Regions from separate parts of the Mus musculus genome. Here regions 1 and 3 are each linked to region 2. A link is a loop called in an ENCODE intact Hi-C map of the cell type or tissue named here. Cell type or tissue: heart. All regions are shown on one strand.

Region 1 (8,000 bases), 63 kb before region 2:
GTTCAGTTCCCTCACCTAAAAGGTGAGCTTTTGCTTATAGCCAACACATACTATGAGCAATATTTTTCAAGCCTTAACAAACTATATTGTTTAGAAAATGGTCACAAGAAAAACATATCCATGATCAGTAACAGTCAACTAACATAGGCCTAACTATAAAGATAATGATCTGTGCTTGGTTAAATACATGGGTCTGCAGCCTGCAGACAACAAGGAATGATTGTAGTAGATAATATGGGAAGTCACTATGCCCTAGAGGGGTCCACAGTAGGACAGTAAGTACACACAGAACAATAGTGCCACAGCACCACGGAACTCAGGCCATTTGATCTGGCACGCCCTAGGGTGCTGGTCAGTGTCAATGTTGGGAAAGATACAACCCAGGCATTTTTTACAAACCCCAGTGGAAAGTCAGGATGAAAGCCTCTGTGATTCTAGTGTTAGGATCTGGCATAGAAAGAGTTCTGGAAATATTAAGTCTGTGTGGAGACAGGCTAGGGCATGAGACACCAAGTTAGGACATACTTGGAACCAGCTCCTACGAGATGAGTTGTGCTTTGTCAGATCCACCCAGTTCTTTAGGATTTTATTATTATTATTATTAATGTATGAGTAAGTGGTCCAGACTAAAGCCACTATACTTGTGGTAATTTGTTAAAGCAACAGTACCCTTCTCACCTTACCATTAGATTTCATTCTCCATATTGGAAGAAAGCCCATACCAATGGAACTCTAGCTAACAGATCAACCAAGCCTCAGTGCTAGCTTTGAGAGTTAGTCTTTAGGTGACTCTAGTCTAGTGTTCTGGATGAAGCTATCTGTGTGGCCTGCCTAAATTACTGACCTACAGAAACCAGGTTAATTTGAAATTATTATTATTAATACTATGTTGAGTGTGGGGGATGATTTGAGTATGGATCATATAACATATAATAAATAACAAATGTTAATAAAATTTGACCCTAAAGGAATAATCTAAAATCAGAATAACACAAATGTATGGTCATAAAATAAGTGTTGATATTCTGTATGAAGCAGCTAGCAGCAGCATATTATGTTAAATGATTCACAAAGGGAAATTTTTCATTTTTAGTACAACCTTGAAAATGGGCATAGCTGGAAATATATTTAATGGTTAGAACATTTGAATAGCATCCATGAAACCCTATACTGAAAGGGAGGAAGGGACAGAGGGAAGAAGGAAGGGACCGAGGGAGGTCGGAGGGAGGGAGGGACAGAGGGAGGAAGGAAGGAAGGAAGGAAGGAAGGAAGGAAGGAAGGAAGGAAGGAAGGAAGGAAGGAAGGAAGGAAGGAAAGTTTTTTATATGGTCTTTTTTAAAGTCAGCAGGTCATCTTTGCCTGTATTTAAGGCTGACCACTTGAGATTGAATAACTGTTGGCAGGTTCATCCCTGAAGAAAACTTATTCTCCTTCCCTAGGCAGTCATTGATTGCCTGTAGTGGTCCCTTTAGAGGTGGTGTCTTGTGTCATTTCCCCCATCTACATTGGCATGTGGAGTGACACAATCATCGTGCATGCCATGTCCACTCAAACATATTGTTGAAATGTCATGGTATAGCATCCCTCTCGTGTCTAGAAGACACTATCTAGCAGCACGTGCCCTAGTCCACTGCCTCTTACAGTCTTTCCACTTCTACCACATTTTGCATAGTGTTCCCTGGCCCTTTGGTGTAGGGGTTACATTGTGAATATACCAATTGGGGTTGGGTTGCCTATGGTCACTTGTTCTCTGCATTTTGACTAGCTGTGGATCTGAACTCAAACACTGAAGCCCCATGCCTGAAGTATGTAATGTCTTCAGCAAAAGAATCATACACTCAAATTCTGGGAGGCAATGAAGGCCTAGGGTGATAGCCGATATTGTTTGAGGAGTCTCTAAGACACCTCTGACCAATGGACTCAGCAGGAGAGCTGACTGTGAAAATACTAATTAAAGGAGAGGCCATTGTTTGGAGAAGGCATGAGAGTGATGTAAGAGGGATTTGAGGGAGAAAGAGGTGGAAATCATGTGACTACAACACTCATGAATAAAATCCCCAAATATATAAATATCATATATATATTTAAATGTATACATATTTAAAGCCAACAAGGTTAGAGGTGCTTATCTTCCTTTATGCTCACTAAACCAGTTGTCTTTTTTTTTTGCTAGCTTAATTGTACTTCATTTTTATCATACAATTGTGATCATTGTGAGTCTTCTAAACATGTAACTTTTGTGAACTCACTGTTTTTCTCCATTTCTATTGCAACATCCGTTGTTTTTCTGTGCTCGGGATGCCATTCTTTTACACATATGTCGCACATTTTTGCTTGTTTGGTCATGTGCTTTTCATTTTGCTTCTGATGTTCTTGCTTTTTTAATTAAACCCAAATGTTGAGATCACATAGGGCTTGCAATGTACCCTGGGAGCTGCAAAGGAAACAGGGCATATCCCTTCGGCCCTGATACTCTTTAGGATGTAATTTGGGGCATGCCTGCCAGCCACACATGAACCACCAAGTGAGAAATTCTGTGTATAGATTTACACAGAGGTTAAAATTATCTACTGTAGAACAGCATAGAGTGACCGAGATGATTAAGCGTACAATAAACATCAATTGCTTTAACAATTGTCACAAAATATCTCACAAAACAAATTAAAGGAGGAAGGATCTCTCTTTGCCTATGGATTCAGCTAATTCAGTCTAAGGCAGTATGGTTCTATGTGCTAATCGGATAGGGGGCAGCAGGGGCATGTGGAAGAGGAAACTGTTCATCTGTGATGGATAAGAAAGAAGCAAAGAATGAGAAAGAGTCTTGGTGTCTAACTTTCAAAGGCACACCTGAGACCATTTTCCTCCAGAGACCTAACCTCCAAAGAGTTTTCCATAATCTTCTAAGAGAGAGCCACCAGATGGGAAGCAAGGGTCTAACCCGTGGGACATTGCAGGTTCAGACTGTAACAGTGGCCTTTCAAGATGCTAGACAATGAAAAAACATAATGACAGTGTGTGCCATGTGAGTTTGAGACAAGCTAACCTGGATTGTGGTAGACACACTTAATCAACACGGAGGTGTTAAAGGAGGGGTTCAAGAACACGTAACAAATCAACACTGAGGTGGTTAGCACTGCTCCCCATAACATTGCAAGAATCAAATAAGCAAGAAGGACAGGTCTTCTACTCATGTTGTTCTTATTTCCCTTTTGTCCCTGCCAATTCACAGGAAAAGTGATCTGAGCCAATTTCTCTAGCCCATGTGATCTGCATCTCAGATTCTATTGGTCCTAAAGCCCTGGGCCTTGCCCAAACAGACACGGGTCCTGAGGAGAAGGCCCTGCCTCCATGGTTTTGAGTAAGACTCCCCCTCTTCTCCCCTCCACCCAGGTTCAATCATTGAGTGCTCTGGCACTCATGTCTCTTAAATACTTGAAGAAAGTTCACCCCACAACGTTCCTGGTGCTATGATGAGGCCTGTAAGCTCATTTAGGGTCTACTCATAAATCTCTCTGCCCCTCCCCTTCAGTGCTTCAGTGTCTCTTTCTTCTCAAGCCTGTAGAGCCTTCTCAAATCTCAGTGCTCACTGAGGTCTCAGGGAGGAACTTGTACTCACCACTGGCCTCTGAGGAACTCAGCCTGTGAAGCCTCCCCATGGAAGGCTAACATCCCTCTGTTCTTCAAACCAGAGCAACCAAGTAAGCTCACCAAGGCCTCTTGCCTCTAGACACGGCCAAGCCCAGATACAGGGAACATAGCGGGATGTTATCATTAGGTATGGGGCAGGAATCCAGGGCACTTAGGTTCTATTCCTGACTCAACTTGAAATTTGCATAAGTCACCACTGACTCTTGTGGGGACATGACTTTCCTAACCACATAGAACTGACTAAACTTTAAAGGTATGTCTATCCCTGGTGTCCAGGTACAAGGCAGCGTGAAGGAAAACCTGACCACTAAAACTATCATCTCCATGCGTGACAATGCTACCACCATCATTGGGAGGATCCCATGTCTTTCAGATATACACTCTCTCTTTCCAGAATCCCATGTAGGAAACAGCTATGAGACAACAGTGAGAGTCAAACACCAAGTTATAAACTCTAATTGGTCTCATTTGCAGATCCAAATAATAAATTTCAGTAGGTATATGTCTTCTCTGCCAGAAATGCACCATAATCTAGTAAAACTTCAAAGGAAACATACCTTCATGACAGATGAAGGAAAAGGTCCACAGAAATTCAGTGATTTACCTAGTCACTGACTAAAAGTAGCATAACAAGGTCTCTGGAACACCACTATGCCTCCCCAAACCATTCTAACTTTAGAAACTGTATCGGGTAGCTAGGAGACACTTGATAAAGCATTTTGGAAGGTGAGTGGGAAGCTAATTGACTTGTGCTTAGTGATCATGTTTCTTTTCAGAGTCTCTTATACTCTACCCATGAAGCTAGTCAAGTCTCCATGTTTATCAAGTCAAGGCTCTATATCTACTGGTTCTTCATCTGAGGTTTCAACCAACCACTGATTGAAAATGTTTGGGAAAGAAATTGTACCTGTGCAGGACAGTGCAGATTTTTCCAATTAGTCCTAAAACCATATAGTATAACCCTCTTTATTTAATATTTATATCATATTGCAACAGGAACTCTTCCAGGCAGAAGCCCTATGTCTAGCTGCTCCAACAGGCTAGGTTCAGCTTCCCATCCAAATACAATAAAAAGTGATGATAAAAAGCAGACAGAGGAGATTTAATTAACCCATTCACCCCCACCCTGCAGTTTGACTGAAGGGAACTGACATGAGCTTCAGCTTTCAATAGAGGCAGAACTGAGGCAAAACCCAGAAGGTTTGCATCACTATGCTGTTCTGGCTGAGACTAGACTGGTTGATCATTGTCTTAGTTCCTGCTCTTTGTGGTTGTCTGAAGAAGCCCACTTCAGAGTATCAACCAATTGGGTTTTACTAGGAGATTGCTTTTAATCTGGGGAGTAGATGTGTATCATCAATAATTATTCTCAGAGGCTTTGTTCTTTTTTAGAATTCAAGATGACCCCAGGCTTAGGACAATAATATACCTCTGTGCCTGCAGCCTAGAAAAGGTATTAGACATATGTTAGGAAGACATGACTTGAGTGACAGACATGACATGAAGCAAAGGAGACAGACATGAAATGAAGACATCTTACAGACTTTCATCCTGCTGTTAGCTACATGGACCTAAGTAAGGAGTCCCTGCTTGTTAGTAAAAGTGGTTTCTACATGCTTATTGTCATGTTGGGCATTATATATCATCTAGAGGTGATTTAAAACCTGTAGAAATTCTTATGTACATTACAGAGAGCAGCCATCTGAGTGCTGAGAATGAAACTGGACCCTGTGGAAGAGCAGCCAATGCTCTTAACCACCAAGCCATCTTCCCAGGTCCCAAACTTGAGACTTAAGTGAGGAGAATCATCATGCTCTGTCTGCACTTGAGAACACTTCCTAGAACAGGTATAGACGATCTAGTGATTGGTCCATGTGTTGGATGCATCTGTCCCACTGACCTAAGAGTGTAGTTGGTAGTAATAACAGATAGTTAGAAGCGGCTTTTCTAGAGAACACAGGCTCCTCACATGGTCCCACAAGGACTGACTATAAAAGCTTGATACAGGCCTAGCATCTCTTCCTGCATTTTGTGTCTGCATTCTTTACTTTGGCTTAGACTCCTACTTGCCTCTATGTGGGCATGTTCATCACTGGCCCAGTGTGTGTTCACTTAGCCTAACTCATTCTGCCCCTGCCCACCCCATCCCAAGGCAAAAAAAAGAAAAGAAAGAAAAACAAAACAAAACAAACAAACAAACAAAAACCAAATAATCATACGTTATTGTCTTTACCCTTTCTTCTTGAGTCACCATGAATTCCAGAAACAATGAGATGCATATTTGATGCAACATGGGACTGAGACTACCACCAAGTACCAGTGAGCCCAGAAGATAGAACATTCCCAAGATGTGAGCAATTTATCTGGAATGAGCAACTTCACCTTGGAGCAGATCATCTTGTAGAAACCAACCTGGTCTCCTCTGACTGTGAGTCACAATTTAGCAGACAACTCTGCAGGAGCTGAGACCGTAATGAGCAGGAGCACAACTTGACCAGACTACTTAACCTCTTGCCCACTGCCCCAGTTCTTCCTCTATTTAGACCTAAGTCTTTATCCGTAGCCTGAAGACAAACGTAGGATTATTAGATCCCTTTACCTGTTCCTTTTCCCAGTGGGGCCACACTGAGCGATCTCCCTCCTCTGCTTCTCATGAGCAGTTATCTCTTTCATTGGCATATTGAGAAGAGTGGCTGACCCTAGCTTGTTGGGGTTACCAAAGCCCAGGTTTTTTTGCCCTAAAAAAATCTAATTTACAGTAAGACTTTTGGAATTAAAATAGACAATGGGATTCCATGGGATGACATTGTTACAACTGTTAACTGTATGCAGAGACTGCAGGGGGGTCTTCTTCAGCATCACCTCCCTCCCACCCCCTACCCCACCTCCACCCTGTCTTCTAACACCATGAGTCCTCACTTCAAGTCTGATGTTAATTCTAGTTCTCTGAAGTCCCTTTGGGAGCCAGAGCCTGAGCCTAGAGTCACCCCTGGCCACTCCTAGGGCCAAGACTGTTCACCCCTTGAGGCCTGTGCCTGAATGGACAAAAGAGGCCCTTTGTTGCCATTACAGTGAGTGGTTGTCTTCTCCCTAGAGCCACTAGCTTCTGTGTGCACAGGTCTGCCTTCTCTCTTCCCAAGACACTTTGATCGCCCTCCTATTTCAGATCTTGCTGACTTTTCAACACCCTCCCAGACAATCAGCTTCTTTTCTTTTCAATAACCAAGCTGTTCAGATTTCACCTCGATTCCCTCCAACAATTCTAGCAAGGAGGAGTTCAGGGAAGCAGACCCTAAGAAGACACCTGAAGTCCCACATTGATTGGTAAGGGATGATGAAAGATCTTCCATAGGGCTCAAAAACATTTGGAGGAATGAAAGACTTAATGAGTATAGAGTTATGGGAAATGGTAGCCTAAGTTAAGAGCAGCAAATAAAATACCCTAAGAAATCATAAAAGCTGGGTCCCCCCCCCCCGCCCCAAGGGCAGTTGGTCAACTCTGTTTCTGGCATTACCTTTGACACTGTAGTGCCCTTACTATCCCGTAGTGTCACTTGTCACTTCCTCTCTACTATCTTGTCTATATCCCTACTCGGTGTTATTTTAAGGTCTCAGATTGTGGGGTCCCAGAAACTTATTGACCATATACAGAATCTATGGTGGGGCATTTGAAAAGAGATCAGACTCACAAGGCAGTTGGTGTCCTTTTACAAGTTTCATAGAGAATGTCGAGGTCCCACACCTTGTAGTTAATGATAAGTGCATGGTATTCATTTACATTCAAGCTATCTGAATCGTGTGGGTGGCAGGGAAGAGTGAAAGGTTCAGTCCCTTAGTTAACATGTGTCCTTTACATGGCCTATGTTGCTTGTAGCCCCCAGTAGCATAGGGTGCTAAGTAAATGTCTATGGGGGAAGTTACGATCACAGGTCCACAAATATTCATTCTATATAGTACCTGCCATTTCTTTTACAGCATCTATGAAAGTATCCGTAGAAAAAGGAAAGGGGATTTTCATCACTGTACTATGTGAGAACGATAGGCTAATATGTCAATGTCTTTCCACAATGTTGGAAATTATTGAATATCAATATATCTACAAGATATAGTAGTTTCAAGGGCAGCAATTTGCCATATTACCCCATAAGCCTTGGTAATATGACCAAGAGGAATGCAGGTTCATATTAACTCTAATATCACACAGCACTTGTGTGTGTGTGTGTGTGTGTGTGTGTGTGTGTGTGTGTGGGCACATGCACGTGCACACCCACAGTTTACCAAATGAATACAAGAAGCTACAGCAGGGTTATAAAGATTTCAGAAGTGAAGTGAGAGGAAACCAAGCCAGTCAC
Region 2 (8,000 bases):
TTCAATGCTGGTACTTTTTGAATGCCAAAGAGGTCCAAAATACATCTCCACACATATTCCAGAATCATCTCCTCTGGCTCTTCAAGAAAAAAAATTATAGGCAAATCTGTCCAGTGCATGCAGCACAGAATCAGGGTATCTAATAATAGATAGATGCAGAAGGAAATGGAGGGAGGTCATCTTGCCTTTAGAAAGAAAGAACTCCTAAGACTGGACAGAGTGACTCCTGTCTGTAACCCCAGCACTGGGGAAGTGATAGCAGGAGAATCAGAATTCAAGGTCATTCTTGACTACATAGAGAGACAGGGACCAGCCTAGGCTACCTATGACCCTCCATAGAAGACAGACAGATAGATAGATAGATAGATAGATAGATAGATAGATAGATAGATAGATAGATAGATAGATAGATAAAAATGGAGAAGGAAATCCTACCAGCTTTCAGTAGAAAAATGAACCTGGAGGATATTATGTTATGTTAAGTCAAATAAGCTAGTCCCAGAAAGACAAGTGCTCCATGATTCCATTTATACTACAGCTACATATAGCATATATACATATATATGTATATTCATATACATTTGTACATGCTATCTGAAACAGTCAAATTTCTAGAAGCAAAGAAAGAGTGGCACTTGCCAAGGACAAGGGGAAAGCAAAATGAAAAACTTTTGCCCAGTGGGCAATAACCCCGACAGCAATATGCTCTGTAGCGCTGTACTGAACAGTCATAATACTGAAGTATGTACTTAGAATTCTGTTAGAATCTTCTGCAAAGTGTCCTTACCACAAAAAAAAAAAAAAAAGAAAAAGAAAAAGGGGGTCTTGGGAGAAGACGAGGGTCACAAGCATGAGAACCTGACTTCAGTCACCAGAACCCTAGTTTATCTGTTTGTTCGTTGTTTCTTCTGTTAAAGCTGGATTTAGCGGTGTGTGCTTGAGGAAACACATACAGGGATCCCTTTACTTGCTTGGTCAGGCGAATTAACCTACTTGTAAAAATACAGGCAATAAGAGACTTTGTCTCACGAATGAATGAATGAATGAATGAACTTATGAATGAATAAATGAATGATACATGAACAAACAAACAAACAGGTAACTGGCATCTGAAAATGACACCTAAAGTTGTCCTCTATCCTCTAAATGCACATGAACTTGCACATACATACACATGACAAAATGAAGTGCAGTTTGTAGAAATCATTTTTTTCTTCAACAAAACCAATTTGTTTTATTTTAAGGCACCATCTCTCAGATAGCCCTGGATGGTCTAAAACTCAGTATGGGATCAAGGTTGGCCTCAAACTCATGATATTAATCCTCTTACCTTGGCCTCCTAAGAGCTAAAATTATAAGCATGTACAACCACTCCTAGCAATATAACTATTTTTTAAATCCAAATGAAAAGGGTGGTCTTGATGTGTGCCTTAGTTTCCATTGCTGCAATGAGATACCATGACCAAGGCAACTCTTATAAAGGACAACATTTAATTGGGTCTGGCTTACAGGTTCAGAGGTTCAGTCCATTATCATCATTGCGGGATGCATGGCAGTGTCTAGGCAGACATGGTGCTGGAGGAAGCAAGAGAAGACTGGCTCCCACGTGGCTAAGAGGAGGGTCTCTCAGTCCACCTCCACAGTGACTCACTTCCTCCAACAAAGCCACACCTCCCAATAGTGCCATTCCCTGGGCCAAACATATTCAAATCACCACAATATCATTGAATATTTAAACTTGAGCCCTGATCATTGAAAGGATATGACAAGTGATTTTCTAAAGGAGGAAAAGTTGAGAAGGTCACACCATGTGGCCCCCTTTTCCCGAACTAATTCACAGCCTCTGTGCACAATACACAGGCTAAGAAGAGAATGACAGAACTTGCTCAGAGGAAGTAACGTTGATGACAGGCATTTGTGGCTATTTTTATGCATAGAAATGATGGCCAATTGTCAGGAAGGGATTGATTAAGAGAAATTATGGCTCTATAGATAATGAGCTGGAGGCATGGCTTAGCTGGAAGAATGCTTGGCTAGCACGGGTGAAGCCTGGGGTTCCATCCCCAATACCAAATACACTGGGTGTAACGATGTATGCTGGTAATCCCAGCACTCGGGAGGTAGCAGAAGGAAGGTTAGAAGTTCTTCTCTCATATAGCGACTTCAGTGCCAACCTGGGATGCACAGAGCCTGTACTCCCCTCCCCACCAAAAGATTTAAAAAACAAACAAACAAACAAACAAACAAACAAACAAAAACAGAAGAAACTAAGATGGTGTCTCTAAAAGTAATCAAGAAAAGTTCTGAGTCCTCAGGCCTTGGAACTGCTGGGAGGCAAAAGGTGGCCACTTTTGAGTAGCAAAATCTCTAGGATAGCCAAGCTGGCAAGTCAAGGGATGTGTGAGCAATTGCCACTGGAGCTGCTCAGCATTCAAGTGTTTAAGTGGAGGGAGAAACCCCAGATATGCTGAATGCTAGGAGTCTCAAGTCAGAAACAAATGGTGCACACAGTTTCTCTTCCCTTCCTCCTTGGCAGCTCCAGGAAGGTGTGTGTGGTCTGAGCATGGACAACCAGTGGCTTCCACATAGCATTTCAGCCCTAAGCAGAAGCACTAAGGCTCAGACAGGAGGTGGTTGTAACATTTACAGAACCAGTTGCAAGCCAGCCATTCTGCAAAGCTGAGCATGGAATGAGGAGGGAGGGGGTTCAGCCAAGCTCTTCGAGCCTTTGTCTGTAGATTTGGGGGAGACGTAGAGATGCTCCAAGTGCCTGCATTTATAAGAGATGCTTAGCAAGCTGGGTGAATGGTCAAGTTGGCTGGGAAAGAGGAAGCTTCAGAGGAAAGAGCAGGAAAGGGCCAGGCAAGCTGAGTGTGGTTTCCCTGCAAGAAGAGACTTGAGGTCAGGCTAGGGAAGAAATGAGAAGTTTGGGGGGGGGCTTGAATTGTCCTGGGAATCATCACAAAATCCCAAGAGCTGTTGGGCTTGCTATTCTCATTCTACCAAAGGGAAGACCAAGACCAAATATGTTAAAGAGCTCATCTAAGGACCTGCCAAAGACAGGTAGTGTTCCCAAACCCAGGTCTGTTCCATTGCTGAGCCTGGATCCTTCCCCACCCCAAAATGGTAAACTTCTGTTTTGTAGAACTGTCCTCTAGGTCCTCCCAACAGCACAAATCTCTGGGACTATATACAAAAGCTTGCCCCTGCTAAAAAAAAAAAAAAAAAAAAAAACATGGGACAGATGCAATAAACAAAATCTAGACTCAGGGAAAACGCAGCTTGCAGTTCCTGAAGGGACTTCTATCACCTAGTCTAACCTGCACAGTTAGGAATCCTGAGGCAGAAAAAGAACTCACATGTAACAGTCCAAAATCCAGGAGGAAGGACTCAATTAACTCTATGGTGGGTTACAATCTTGGTACTCTTCGAAAAGTACAACATTTAGACAATGTCACTGTGGATGGGCTAAGAGTCTTGGCCTCAATATACAGCCAGATATGGTCTGGCCCCAGATGTTGGTCTCTTTTAAACACATCAACAGCTTTCAAAAAGGACAGCATGTCTCAACTAAGCCTAACACAACCCATCTACGACTTGCTGGCCTGTTTATTTGTTCTGCGCATCTGTTTGGCTACAGAAAGATGGCTAGACCTGGGAGAACAGCATTCCTTGCCTGCAAGCCTTCTCATCAGCTGGACAGATGGGCCAGTTAGCAGGGCTCACAGGAGGAGGGATGTTAAACAAGACCCAGATAGCAGCTGACCCAGGCCATCGGACTCCACGTGCCGAGGTTGAGCAACAGCGCAGACAGCTCCTCCACCTCCGTCTCACCATGCCTGTGCTGACCCTGCTGGCAAGGAGCTGATGGCTGGGGTGGTATCACTGCTGGGAAATAGACTGGTTCCAACCCCCCTCCCTCTCCCTGGTGGACTGACTCCCTCCCTCCCTCCCTCCCGGTGCTGGCTACATCTGCACTGCTGTCATCATGAGGAGAGACTGGAGCCTGGAATACAGTCAGCTGATAGGAGCCGTGCACATGTTTGGGACCTTGACCCTGCCTTCCTTGGTGTGAGATGAGAGAGCTTGGGCTGCACTGACCTGCTCTTGACTGGCCAAAAATGAGGTGCCTTCTCTCTCTCACACTCTTGCCACGGACAGTTCTGAAGCCTCCTTCGGAACACCTGCATCCCAGCACACCCACACACAGATGCAGTCCAACCTGGGAGCTCTAGTCTTTGCAACCTGATTCCTCCTCTGGGAAGGCTCTCTTGGATCCCAGGAGCAAAGTTAAATGCCCTTATCGCTAATCTCCTCTGGTACCTTGGATTCACCTCTATGGATAGATTTAGTAAGAGAAAACCATTAAGGAAGCCTGCCTGAGTTCCAGTCATACCACTTGCTTGCAGGAGTTCCTGCAAGGAATATTTAATCTGGTAAGGGAGAGTGGCAAAGTGCTTCAAGTTCACCCACAGTACAAAGTGCTTGCAGGCGAGAGTCATGCACTACAATTAAGGTCTCATTCCATGGCAAACAACATGTGCAGTGGTGATCCTAGAAGTCTGCACAAGCTTCTCCATTGCCTAGTAACATTGTAGCCATTGTGATCTCATATGGAAACCAATTACTCACATATATGTGGTGATGTTAGTGTAAACAAACCAACGGTATTGCTAGTGTGTAGGTCCCGGAGAATACAGTTCTATCGCTTGTTTGTTTGTGTGTAGATTGTGCTTTCAACTGTTGCTTTAGGGTGTACTCCATTTTGTAAAAACTAATTTAAGTTTACTGAAAACAGAGTATAGCATGACAACAGCAGCCTCATACGTCTCGTGTTTGTTGTGTCTTTTGATGGCCTTGAGGCCTCGTGGAGTAATGAGTCTATATCTCTTAGGCATTTGTGGTACTCAGATCACAGCACAATTGCTTAACGATGTACTTCTCAGAGTCCATCCCAGTTAATAATGTATGAGTTGGTCTGTGTAGGGAAATAGCCATTTTTATATCTAGGTGATAGATCAATAGGTAGACCTAGATCTGTCTTTGTGAAAATCCCAGTAACAACACACACACACACACACACACACACACACACACACACACCTCTCCAAATATATCAACCTTGCATGCATATTTACAATTGACATTCTCAAGCATTAGTTATCACATCACCATCTGTTTATTTATATGCATTCTCCGTCGGGCTATGACTATTTTACATATCCCTTAAGTCAAGGCCTAGAACTCAGTGAGTGCTCAAAACTAAAACAAATACCAAACTGCTGTGCTGCCCCGTCCAGCATGGATACTATCAACTGAGGCAGAAAAGCCCAACTCACCCCCCCACTCCTCCCCAGTCTTTTGAATTTCCCAGAAGAATCTCAAATGGAACGTTCCAGGAGAGGCCTGGCTTTAATTTTAATAGATGAAGAGAGCCAAGTGCTCGGGAAATGCTTTATCCTGGCTTTCAAATCCTTTTCTCCTTATTCCCCAAAGACTCGGGCATCCACCTCCCTCTCTAGCCCCTCCCGTCTACACCCCTGCTGGCCTGGGCCCCGCCCCAGGCAGCCCTTTTTCCCATGCAATTTGTGACACTACTGTCCACTCCCAGAGACACAGAGGAAATCAGTCACCTCAGAGACCAGGCAGACTGGTGCCCTTCCCACAGCCATCAGACGGTCCCTTCAACACCAACCAGCCTTGCTGGAAGCAACCCAAGAGCCTCCAACGCCCAGTGACTCCAAACCAGAGCCTCCTGGGGGCTTCAAGGCCAGAAGGACCACACACAGGATGTGCACACCCCATCTGTGGCCTCCTTCCCACCCAGACCCCACACAGACACCCACACAGCCATACCTCACACACCATTCTGCTATACACAACAGCCCCTCTCAGGGTATCTGCTTCTTCCACCCCTAGGCGACTATTGAGTACACAGCACACTTAACACTCCCAGAGTCCTCCAAGCCTTCTGTCTGATCCAAGCATGGTCAAACTTTTTGACTACAGGAGAACAGAGGTGCAGGGGCCTAAAGGAAGAATATCAACTTCAGGCTGCATAATTTCAGAAAAAAAAAGGAGGGAGATTCAGACCCAAGCTAAATGTCAGCGCCCATCCATTTGAAGCCCTTTTCTAATTGTAAGATATCAGTACCCAGCATGGTGCTCACTCCTATAATACCAGCACTCAGGGACTGGGGATAAGAGAGGAGGATGGTGAGTTTGAGTCCAACGTGGGTATATAGAGATTTAGGCAAGTTAGGAGACAGAGTAAGATCATGGATGTGGGTAAGATGTGGGGAAGGAAGGGGAGAGAGGGGGAAAGGGAGAAAAGGGAAGGGGAGGAGAGGGGGAGGTGAGAGGAGGGGGAGGAAGAGGGAAAGGGAGAGAAAGGGAAGGAGAGAGGGGGGCGGGAGGGAGGGAGGGAGGGAGGGAAGGAGGGAGGGAGGGAGGGAGGGAGAGAGATTAGAGTTTCTCCTTTAGGTCAAGCCAAGAAGGAGGAGGTCTAGAATCCCAGATCTGACCATGTACCTAGTGGAAATTCCACAGTCCCTCCACCTCTCTCCTGGCTTTTCTTTCTGTGACAGGGTTTTCTAGGAAGCTTTCATTGGATGGAAGACTGTCACAGCTCAATCCCAATGTTCTTAGAGCATCCACAATTCCACAACCATCAATCCAGATGGTGTCTTAGCCCTATCTTATTCCTTCCCATGCCCTCTGCCCCTCTCTGCATGATTACAGACATCGTGCACACGCTCATGAATGATGTTCCTGCTGGGCTACAGTCTGTTGTTCTTGGTCACAAGAGAGCCACTTTTGGATACCAGGCAAAGATCAATGGCAAACAAAGCCACCGAGCCACCAGTCTTTTCTCTAAAGCCAACATTTGCCCAACAAGGACATATATACTTTGAACCTCAAGCTCCCTACGGCTGAAATGCAGTTGCTGCCACTTTCTGAGACACTGAGGTCTCCTCACCTTTGCATTTCTGCAAACTCTTGACATCATGTTGGGAAATATGGGTAGAGGGTTGGCCATATGCAATCTTGAAGATGCTGCAGGGAAATAAATGAATGTATACTTAGCTCTCAGCTCTTCTCAAATGTGTCGTGTCACAGAATCTTGCTAATAGAAAGGTGACCGTGTCTAACCTTCTGCATGATGTCATCAGGCATCACTGCAGATGGGAACCATGCACTGGATACCAGGAAGGAACAGAGAAGAAAGATTGTCCCTTAGTTAAGATCCCATGATCTCCTGGGGAGAGAAGATCACATCTCTTCTCACAGGTGTATATTAACTGTAAAGATAATGACGCAAGAACTCAAGAACCCTCATGGGCCAATGAATGGGACTCCAGTAGAAACAGGAACAGACAGAAAGAAGGACAGGGTACCAATGTGACCTACAGAACAGACCCAAAAACGAGCAACAGGTGCTCACTGAGAGCCACAGAGCTATACCTGGGCCATGGCCCAGAGCACACACCAGAGATCCAAGAGCTGTCATTAAGTGGCTGCTTACGGATCAAGACCTTCTTGGCCTTGCTTTAGGTAGATAATGTCTCTATGTTTGCAATCACTTTAGAAGTGGTTGGTGTCATTTGTTTATGCTCCATCCCCAGTGCTGCCCCTCAAATAAGGCCCTCGATTTCTCCTTGGTGATTCTCAGTTCAAATTTGAACCCAACATTTATGGTCTTTATGGTAAATCAAGGAATCTTTCTTGTACTAGATCTAGAAAGTTCCCAAGGGCAGATTCATCTTGCTTGCTTTCCCCACAGCATTAAAAAAAAAAAAACTTGAGCCAACAATGTCTGCTTCATTTGTGGCACCCTGGATGACAGCAGAAGAATGGTGGGAGCCCCCAGGGAAATCCTAGGAGTGCTGGGTCCTGGGCCCTTGGTTCCCCCACCCTCCTCCATCTGCCTCCAACTGCAAGTTCAGTGTGGAGTTGAAGGCCGTGTGACTAGGTGAAATTTGACATTCAAAGTGGCAGGC
Region 3 (8,000 bases), 53 kb after region 2:
TGATGTAATGTAGCCAGGGGGACTATCACCAAAGCCAATACAGGCTCTTTCAATCTCAGCCTCCAAAACTACAAACAAAATAATCTTGTTTTCTTCATAAGTTGTCCATGCTCCAATATTTTGTTATAATAGTGTAAAAAGGACTAACACAGCTCCGGTCTGGAAGCCCTATCAAAGAGACATCTCTAACTATGATGGTTTGTACATGCTTGGTCTAGGGAGTGGCACCATTAGAGGTGGCCTTGTTAGAGTAGGCATGGCATTCTTGGAGTAGGTGTGTCACTGAGGACATAGGCTTTAAGACCCTCATCCTAGCTACCTGGAAGCTACTCTTCTCCTAGCAGTCTTCAGATAAAGATGTAGAACTCTCAGCTCCTCCTGGACCATGCTTGCCTGAATGCTGCCATGCTCCCACCTTGATGATGATGGACTGAACCTCTGAACCTGTAAGGCAGCCCCTATTAAATGTTGTCCTTACATGAGTTGCTTTGGTCATAATGCCTGTTCATAGCATCTATCCCTTCACCTCCAGGGCTACTGCTTACTCACTTACCAACCTAGACTGCTATCATGAGATAGCTCGCGGGGGTTCTTATCTCCTGCCTGCATTTCTGCCAGTTGTTCTCTCTCTCTCTCTCTCTCTCTCTCTCTCTCTCTCTCACACACACACACACACACACACACACACACACACACACACACACACACACACACTGTGTCTGTGTGTTTCTGTCTGTGTGTCTGTGTGTCTGTGTACATATGTATGTCAGTATATGTTTGTGTTGGTGCACATATGTGTGCATGTGTATGGAGAAGCCAGAGGTCAACCTCGGGTGCCATTTCTCAAGAGACATCACCCTGGAATTTTTGGTTGTTTACTTGGTTTTTGTTTTGTTTTGTTGAGACACGGTCTCTCAGTATCTAGAAACTCTCTGGCTGGCCAGAGAACCCCAGGGACCTGCCTATCTCTGCCACCCCAGCTCTGGGGTTGCAAGCATGTGCTACCAAGCCTATATTTTTAAAAATAAATGTAGGTTTTGAAGATTAGAGTCAGTTCTTCATGTTTTTACAATTTGCATTTTACTGACTAAGCAAACTATTCACCTAGGCACCCTAAAATGTTCCTTATTCAACTCTCTCCTCACCCCACTCTTAAATTGAGTGTGTTGTATATGTCCTGGAAGCCTGGATGACAGGAGAAGGTGGGTTTGAAGGAGAAGGTGAATATGTTGATATGCTTTTTTTTTAATTATTTTAGCCTTTTAAAGAAATAGCCTTATTTAGAAATAGCTAGCAATAGTTGAAGGTACACATAGTCCATGGTCCAGAAACACCATTTCTACAAAACTCACAGGGTCTGTACACTGGAGAGCATGTACAAGAATGTTCACAACAGAATTATGCAGTGAACTACTCGAGACAACCTACACATCCGCATTCATATTCACACACTGAGAAAATATATCAGACCATAGGGACACTGCACTCCACTCAACTGTGTCCACACAAATGGCTCTCACAAACACGGAAAGAAAAGAAAGTGATTTGGAAGGAATAGCATGTAACATGCTACCCTGTCTATCCGCAGGCTTGAAGTGTGCAAGGCAGGATACCCACTGCTTAGGAATACATACCTGCACCAGGAAGGGATAAACACCAAAATGGAGCTAACACTTGCCTGTGACAGGAGAAGGGCACACATCGAGGCATCTGTGGAGGTTTTAACTACTTCCTGACTAACTGATTGACGGAGTTGTTGAATTATGAACTTTTTTTTGAGACAGGATCTCACTATGTAATGCTGGCTAGCATCGAGTTCATAATCTTCCTACCCCAGCCTCCTGATTGGTAGGATTACGGGGGCACACAACACACCCAATAGTGTTTTTTATATTTTGTACTGTGTGGTTGGTACCTAGGTTTTAGTTTATTATTCTTTGTACCTTCTGTATATCTCAAGGAAGGTGGCAATGGTTCTAGATGTTTCTGGAGAAATAAGGGACTCTGTGCCCAGAGTTTGATTTACTTCTTACACTTTTCTCATCCTTTGTCACTCACAGTCGCTCAGACTATCCCAGGTTTCTGAACTTCTCTGAGTCAAGGTTCATTTGGTGGCAAAGAGGTTTCCATGTGCCAAATCCCAACCCTGAAATGGCAGCAGCAGCACCACTGGGAGTCATGCCAAGAAAGCAATTAAGAGAATAGGTTTCCTAGGAGGGGACATTACAGGAATCCTGGGCAAGTCCAGGGTGTGTTGATGGGCGCTTCGGGAACCACAGAGGCTGGTCTCAGGAACATGCTCCCTATAAGAAACTCTTCAGGGCAAGGCAATGGGTTGCATAAATGACTCCCTGCCTCTTTAAGAGACAGACAACTAAAGAACACTGATGGGCAGCTGGAAGGAAGCCCCTCCGACGCCCCAGTCCACCCCCACCCCTGCCCACCTGGCACACCTCACCAAAAGAGGGCACTCCAAGAGATTAGTACCCTGACCACACTTCTCTGGGACACCCAAAGGCTGCCCTTTCATCAGCAAACCTGCCATGTTTGCTGACTCTCTGTGAGAAAGGTCTTCCTGTGGTGACTACAGATTCAGGGCCCTGGTTCATCAAAATAATTGGTCAGAGTCAAGGACTGAGGGTCCAAGGCCCTATAGTTTTGTATGGGCTGTAGCAGGGTGGGAAGGGGACAGGGAAGCAAAAACAGGATTTAAGATATATCTCTGATATCACCAGGCCCCCACTGTTCACCGGGACTATCTTCAGTCCATGTTTCCCAAAGTACAATTTTTCGTTGTTTTTGTTTGTTGTTTTGTTTGTTTTGTGTTTTTAGATTCCCGTATCTGACCGTCTCCTTCTCATTTTTTCCTTTCTTCCCAAACAGCTCTTTTTAGGATGGAGGCAAACTGTTCTGATTCTTCCTTTGGGAATGCCTCCTATCTTCTTTACCACATTTCTGTCCATTCTTAGAACTTGATCTGCATTACTGACCATAGCCCAGAACAAGACAATGAAAGGGCTTCCCACTAAGGCTCCAGAGGAAGATCTGGGTGGGGCAAATCACCCAGGGCCTGGGGTGGGCAGACAGGGTGAGAAATGAGTTTGCTCTATGCAGGGCTCAGCTTAGCAGCCTATCCTGCTTGGGATCCGTGAACATTTCATTATAACCTCCTCAGAGCTATGTGGCTTGGGAGGTGACACGGTGGCATCTGACAGGCCCAAAGGGGTTTGTTGCCAGGATTGCAGCTTGAAGGCTGACTCACCCAGGGAGGGCTGGGTACAAGCCAAGGATCAATGGAAAGACTCTAGGGTCATGCACGATGCCCTTGGCTCTGCCAGCTCAGCCTGCTGGAGGCCTGCCAGGACTCACTAGGCATGCATGCAGAGCTTAGCTCAGAGAGTCAAAACTCTTCTGCAAAACTATCCCAGCTTCTACACACACACAAGCGCGCACACACACACACACACACACACACACACACCCCTCCTCACTAGGATAAAGATGTACTTTCTTCCTACAGAAGCATCACAAAGCAAACTGTTCTTACCCTTCATTAAAAGCCAGAAAAGTTAGGACACTGCTCCTTCCTTCACTAGAAAGCTTAGAAAAACACACAGCAGGCTTGTCCATTCCTGAAGGCAGCTTACATGGCCACTTGACTCGATGTTACCTTGGCCGTTCTCCTGAGACTCCAGGCCTGGTTGCACAGCAGAACCAAACCTCTTCTGTTTCCTCCATTGCTGACACCCCACCCCACCCCCAAAACCAGTTCACATGAACTTTACCTTAGATAAGTCCTACTAGCAATTGCTGCAATGGAAACCAGAGGGCAAACAAAAACTACCCCCAAGAAGATAACCATGTCATGGGTAATATTATAAAGTTATCACAGTATGAAGTTATTACAGGAATCAATTAAGCTTAGGCATTGACCCAAACCCCTCAATGTCCTTCCCAGGCCCCTGGTAGCCCATAGAGTCTTGTAGGTTCTTCTGCCCTTTCCCAGAACCCCTAAGTGCTGAAGCTTTGTGCAAATCTCCTGTCTGTCCTCCTCATCAGTTGTCCAGAAGGGGCTGTCCAGCTTACAGAGAAATTAGTCCCCATGGCCTTGCTCAGCCAGAAAGTCAAAGAGACAAAGCCATTTTAATAGTCAGAGTTCTCTAGAGTCACAGAACGCAAGGAATGTCTGTATATTAAGGGAATTTATTGTAATGACTTATAGTCTGCAGTCCAACTAACCCAACAATGGGAAGCTGTGAATGGGAAGTCCAAGGATCTAGCAGTTGCTCAGTCCCACAAGGCCAGTTGTTTCAGCTGGTCTTCTGTATAAGCTAGAAACCTGAAGAGGTAGGTTCCAACAGATGTGCTGGCAAGTAAGTACAAGCAAGCAAAAAAAAAAAAAAGAAAAAAAAAGTGAGCCTTCCTTCTTCCATTGTCCTTATGTACGCCTCCAGCAGAAGGTGTGGCCCAGATTAAAGGTATATACCACCACCCTGGATTTGGAATTTGCTTTGTCCCAGGTTGGCCTTGAACTTATACCTGCTTGCCTCAGTCTCCTGGGACCAACGGCATGTACAACCTTGGCTGAGCCTGAACTTTTCATAGCCACTATGCCTCAAGATCTGGATTAAAAGTGTGTGTCATCCCATGTCGAGATCCAGGTGAAAAGTCTGTGTCTTCCAACCTCAAGTTCTGGATCACAGGTATGCCTCCCATTTCTGGATTGTAGCTCATTCCAGATGTAGTCAAGTTGACAACCAGGAATAGCCATCACACCATCTACTTGTGATTCCAAACTAAAATAAGATAGTCACCAATGTCTCAACTACAGCTGTGCCTACAGGCCAAAAGACCGCTGGATTTCAGGGCCCCATCAAGGATGATTCAAACGATGCTTCTCACTTTCTACATAGAAAATGAGGTCCTAAGAAAGGACCTCAGGTTTCTGAATGTTTTGGGGGGATTGTTTGTTTGTTTGTTTGTTTGTTTGTTGTTTGAGACCTAGCCAAGGCCTGCATATTTGCTGAAATTGTCAACCCAACATGGAACTAGGAAAAGGTAGATATTCTGCCAATACAATGAATCTTTTCCTTAGGAAACAAGGTTTTCCCTAAGGTGAGTAGCAGAAAGTCCTCTATAGTGGACTATGCTGGCCTGTCCTCGTGACTCATCCCCCACCCACCAAATACAGACCAAGAGGTCCTCTCTAAGACCCCAGCCTGGACCTGAACTCCTCTTCTGTAAGACTCATGACTTGTTATACTATCCACCACTCACAAACACTGGGACCAGGGTCTCTTCGTTAGCACTGGTTGGCTTTCTTCTTCACCCATGCAGATTTCCAGGACACTGCCCCTTTGCTTTTTGGCCTAGGCTCTACCTCCTCATCATCTGAGATTTCATGCAGTGGGATGACGCTACCATTGACCCTGTTGTCCCCGACACCCCACCACAGCATGAAGAATGTGCCCATGGATGAGATACAGAGACAGACACAAGATGCAAGTTTTAAATATATCCTACTTTATTAGGAGGAGGTCGCTGTCACCTCAGCAGCCAGCTCCCATGTATACACAGTATACACACTCAGCCAGTCGCCAGACCCTCTCATCCTTCTGCAGTACACGAAATGCAAAAGAAGCAAGCCCAAAGGGGAAGAGGCTCTAGCAACAGTATCTAGAGTCTCCAGGAGCCGACTTCCACGCTGGGCTCCTTCCAGCCTCCTCCCTAACATGATGAGCTCCATAAGAGGAGGGATTGGTCTAAACCCTCCAATCAGTGCACACAATAGGCAGAAGAGACTAGGGGATCCCTAACCCAAAGTCTTACTGGTCCATAACCCAATGAAGATACTCCTGGAGCCCCCAGAACGTCCTTCTCCATAAGTGTGAGACATCACTTTGACTTTTTATTCCATCATTAGAAACCTGTGCCTCCACCTCACCTCTGCTCAGCACGGGTTGACAGAAAATGTTCAAAAGCAAGACAAACTTCCCAAGTTGTCTTCGTCATAGTTCTTTTCAAAAGAAGAAATTTTAAAACAAAAATAAAAACTATTGTGACAGGAAAAAGAGTGTGGATACCTGGCATGAGTCAGGAACAAGAGTGGCCATCCCTCCTTGAAATGACTTGTAAAACAGCTGACAGCAATGCTGTTAGAGGCCAGTCACCTTAGTGAGAGCACCTCACTGCCCACCTGCCTGTACCTCGACCCTTTCCACTCAGCCCAGCAGTGCCTCTCTTCACAGGGACAGAATGCCCCAAGCACAGGGCACCATGTTCTCATCAGCAAGCAAGGCTCCCCTTCAGCCTCAGGCCCTGGGGACCTTTTGTCACTACAACTCTGACGTACTCATTTTGTCGCTATAAATCCGAAGTACGATGTCCTTCGCCAGTGATGGCATCCTAGTCTCAGAGGGTCGCATGCCCTTCACCCACTGTAGGAGTTCTGTTCTAGGTCTACAGCCCAGAGACAGACCAGGGTTAGAATAACAGTCTAGAGTAGTCGTTCTCAGCCTGTGGGTAGCGGTACCTTTGGAGGTCAATCTACCCTTTCATAGGGGTTGCTTAAGACCATTGGAAAACATAGAAATTTACAGTATGATTCACAACGGTAGAAAAATTAGTTATGAAGTAGCAATGAAAATACTTTTATGGTTGGGGGTCACCACAACATGAGGAACCATATTATAGGTTGCAGCATTAGGAGGCTGAGAACCACTGCTCTAGGGGCTAAGCTGGTCTGTGGATTCTGACTACTAGGGAACATGTAAAAGGACTGACAAAGACCCCCCTCCTCCACAGTGAAGACAAGGGTTTTGGTCTTGTCTCCATCTAGTCCTCCGCTGAGGTCCTGGATGTACTGCCGAGTCTTTGGAGATGTCCTATATACATTGGAGCTTCCAAGTCTTCAAGAATTACCCTGCTATAAGAAACACCTGGATTTCTTTTTGACTGCCATGTCTACAAGAATGACAGATGGGTCTCCAGTGTCCCAAGGTCAGGGTACTGATTCTTAAGTGTTTCTAAAACATGATCCCAAGGAACCTGAGGAAGAAGATACCCTACCCGACTCTGTCTTTGTATTTAGAGCCCCAGCTGATAGCCAGGCTATGGGATCAGGAAAGCCACGCACAGACTTATTTCCGTGGCTGAGCACATCCTGCTGAGACGGGTGAGAGCACCAGGTTACTTCTGTCCTAGAGAGCATGATCTGAGGTAGCAAACAATGAAGCCCGTTTACCTACCAGAGAACTGAAGGCCGGGAGACATAATGTAGCATGCCCACAGGAGACAGCAGGAGCTGCCAGAGTAGAAGGCTGACTTGCCAGCATGTGGGTTCTCAGCACCTCACCCTCCCAGGCACAACCACTTCCCCTCAGTGGGTACAGGGCTATGGTCACTTTGGAAGGTCCCTAGGGCAGTGCATGATCTTCATCATCAGCCTCTCTTACATGTTCCTTTCTAGATGACCAAAGTGTCAGAACTCCTTTTCGCTATCCCAGGATGACATTCTTCCAGGCCAGACCCCACAGCTCCATACCTACTCATCCTAACCCTACTGAGAGCAGAACCCTCTAGAGCTTTTGTGTTCTCTGCTTCAGCCACCAAATCATCTCCCCTTTGACGTGGCAAGCATCTGTTCGTCATATTTGCTCTCTCTTGATCAACAAGTGGTCCCTGTAGTTTCTCTGGCTGCCTTCGAAGCATCAGGGGCCACATCAAGGCTTCCCCAGCTGGTCTAATGCCTTAACCATCCAGGTTGCAAAATGCTGGTCTTTCAAGGAGGACCAAGATGGAAGATGAGCAAACAGGGAAGTTGCACCCAAATGAACCCAATCTCATTGTCCCTTTGGCTTCTAGTAACCCCTGAACAGTTTTACTCTTAGATCCACATCAGTCAAAAAGAAAGAAGGCAGAGGCACCACCAGACCCCTGCCTTGTTCAGGGACAGCTCAGAGCTCCCAGGATCACCTGAGGGTGCCAAGCTGCAGGCCATG

What was found. A loop is a pair of places that touch in the nucleus more often than their neighbours do. Peaks named below come from ENCODE experiments on the same cell type or tissue, not always from the same donor. Only the 100,000 strongest peaks of a DNase experiment are listed, where the experiment ranks them.
Region 1: a loop joins it to region 2, with 2.5 times the contacts of the local background. A loop is called at or near these places in 6 of 42 quality-filtered maps.
Region 3: it touches region 2 in a loop (2.3-fold over the local background); 3 of 42 quality-filtered maps call a loop at or near these places.

The regions. Positions count from the first base shown.
Region 1 is chr9:30,777,694-30,785,693 of GRCm38, forward strand. Gm31013 (a long non-coding RNA gene) reads right to left here and starts at 4,262. Exons shown (of 2, transcript XR_870607.1): 1 at 4,206-4,262. In heart, no CTCF peak of the experiment used is centred here; a DNase peak (open chromatin) is centred at 3,768; H3K27ac peaks cover 412 bases.
Region 2 is chr9:30,840,476-30,848,475 of GRCm38, forward strand. No RefSeq gene overlaps it. Among named protein-coding and RNA genes, the nearest start is that of Gm31140, 35 kb to the right of the region's middle. In heart, a CTCF peak has its summit at 3,890; DNase peaks (open chromatin) are centred at 3,786, 5,616 and 7,976; H3K27ac peaks cover 2,195 bases.
Region 3 is chr9:30,893,653-30,901,652 of GRCm38, forward strand. It overlaps Adamts15 (a disintegrin-like and metallopeptidase (reprolysin type) with thrombospondin type 1 motif, 15), which reads right to left. Exons shown (of 8, transcript NM_001024139.1): 8 at 5,503-8,000. Among named protein-coding and RNA genes, the nearest start is that of Gm31140, 18 kb to the left of the region's middle. In heart, no CTCF peak of the experiment used is centred here; DNase peaks (open chromatin) are centred at 2,179 and 3,259.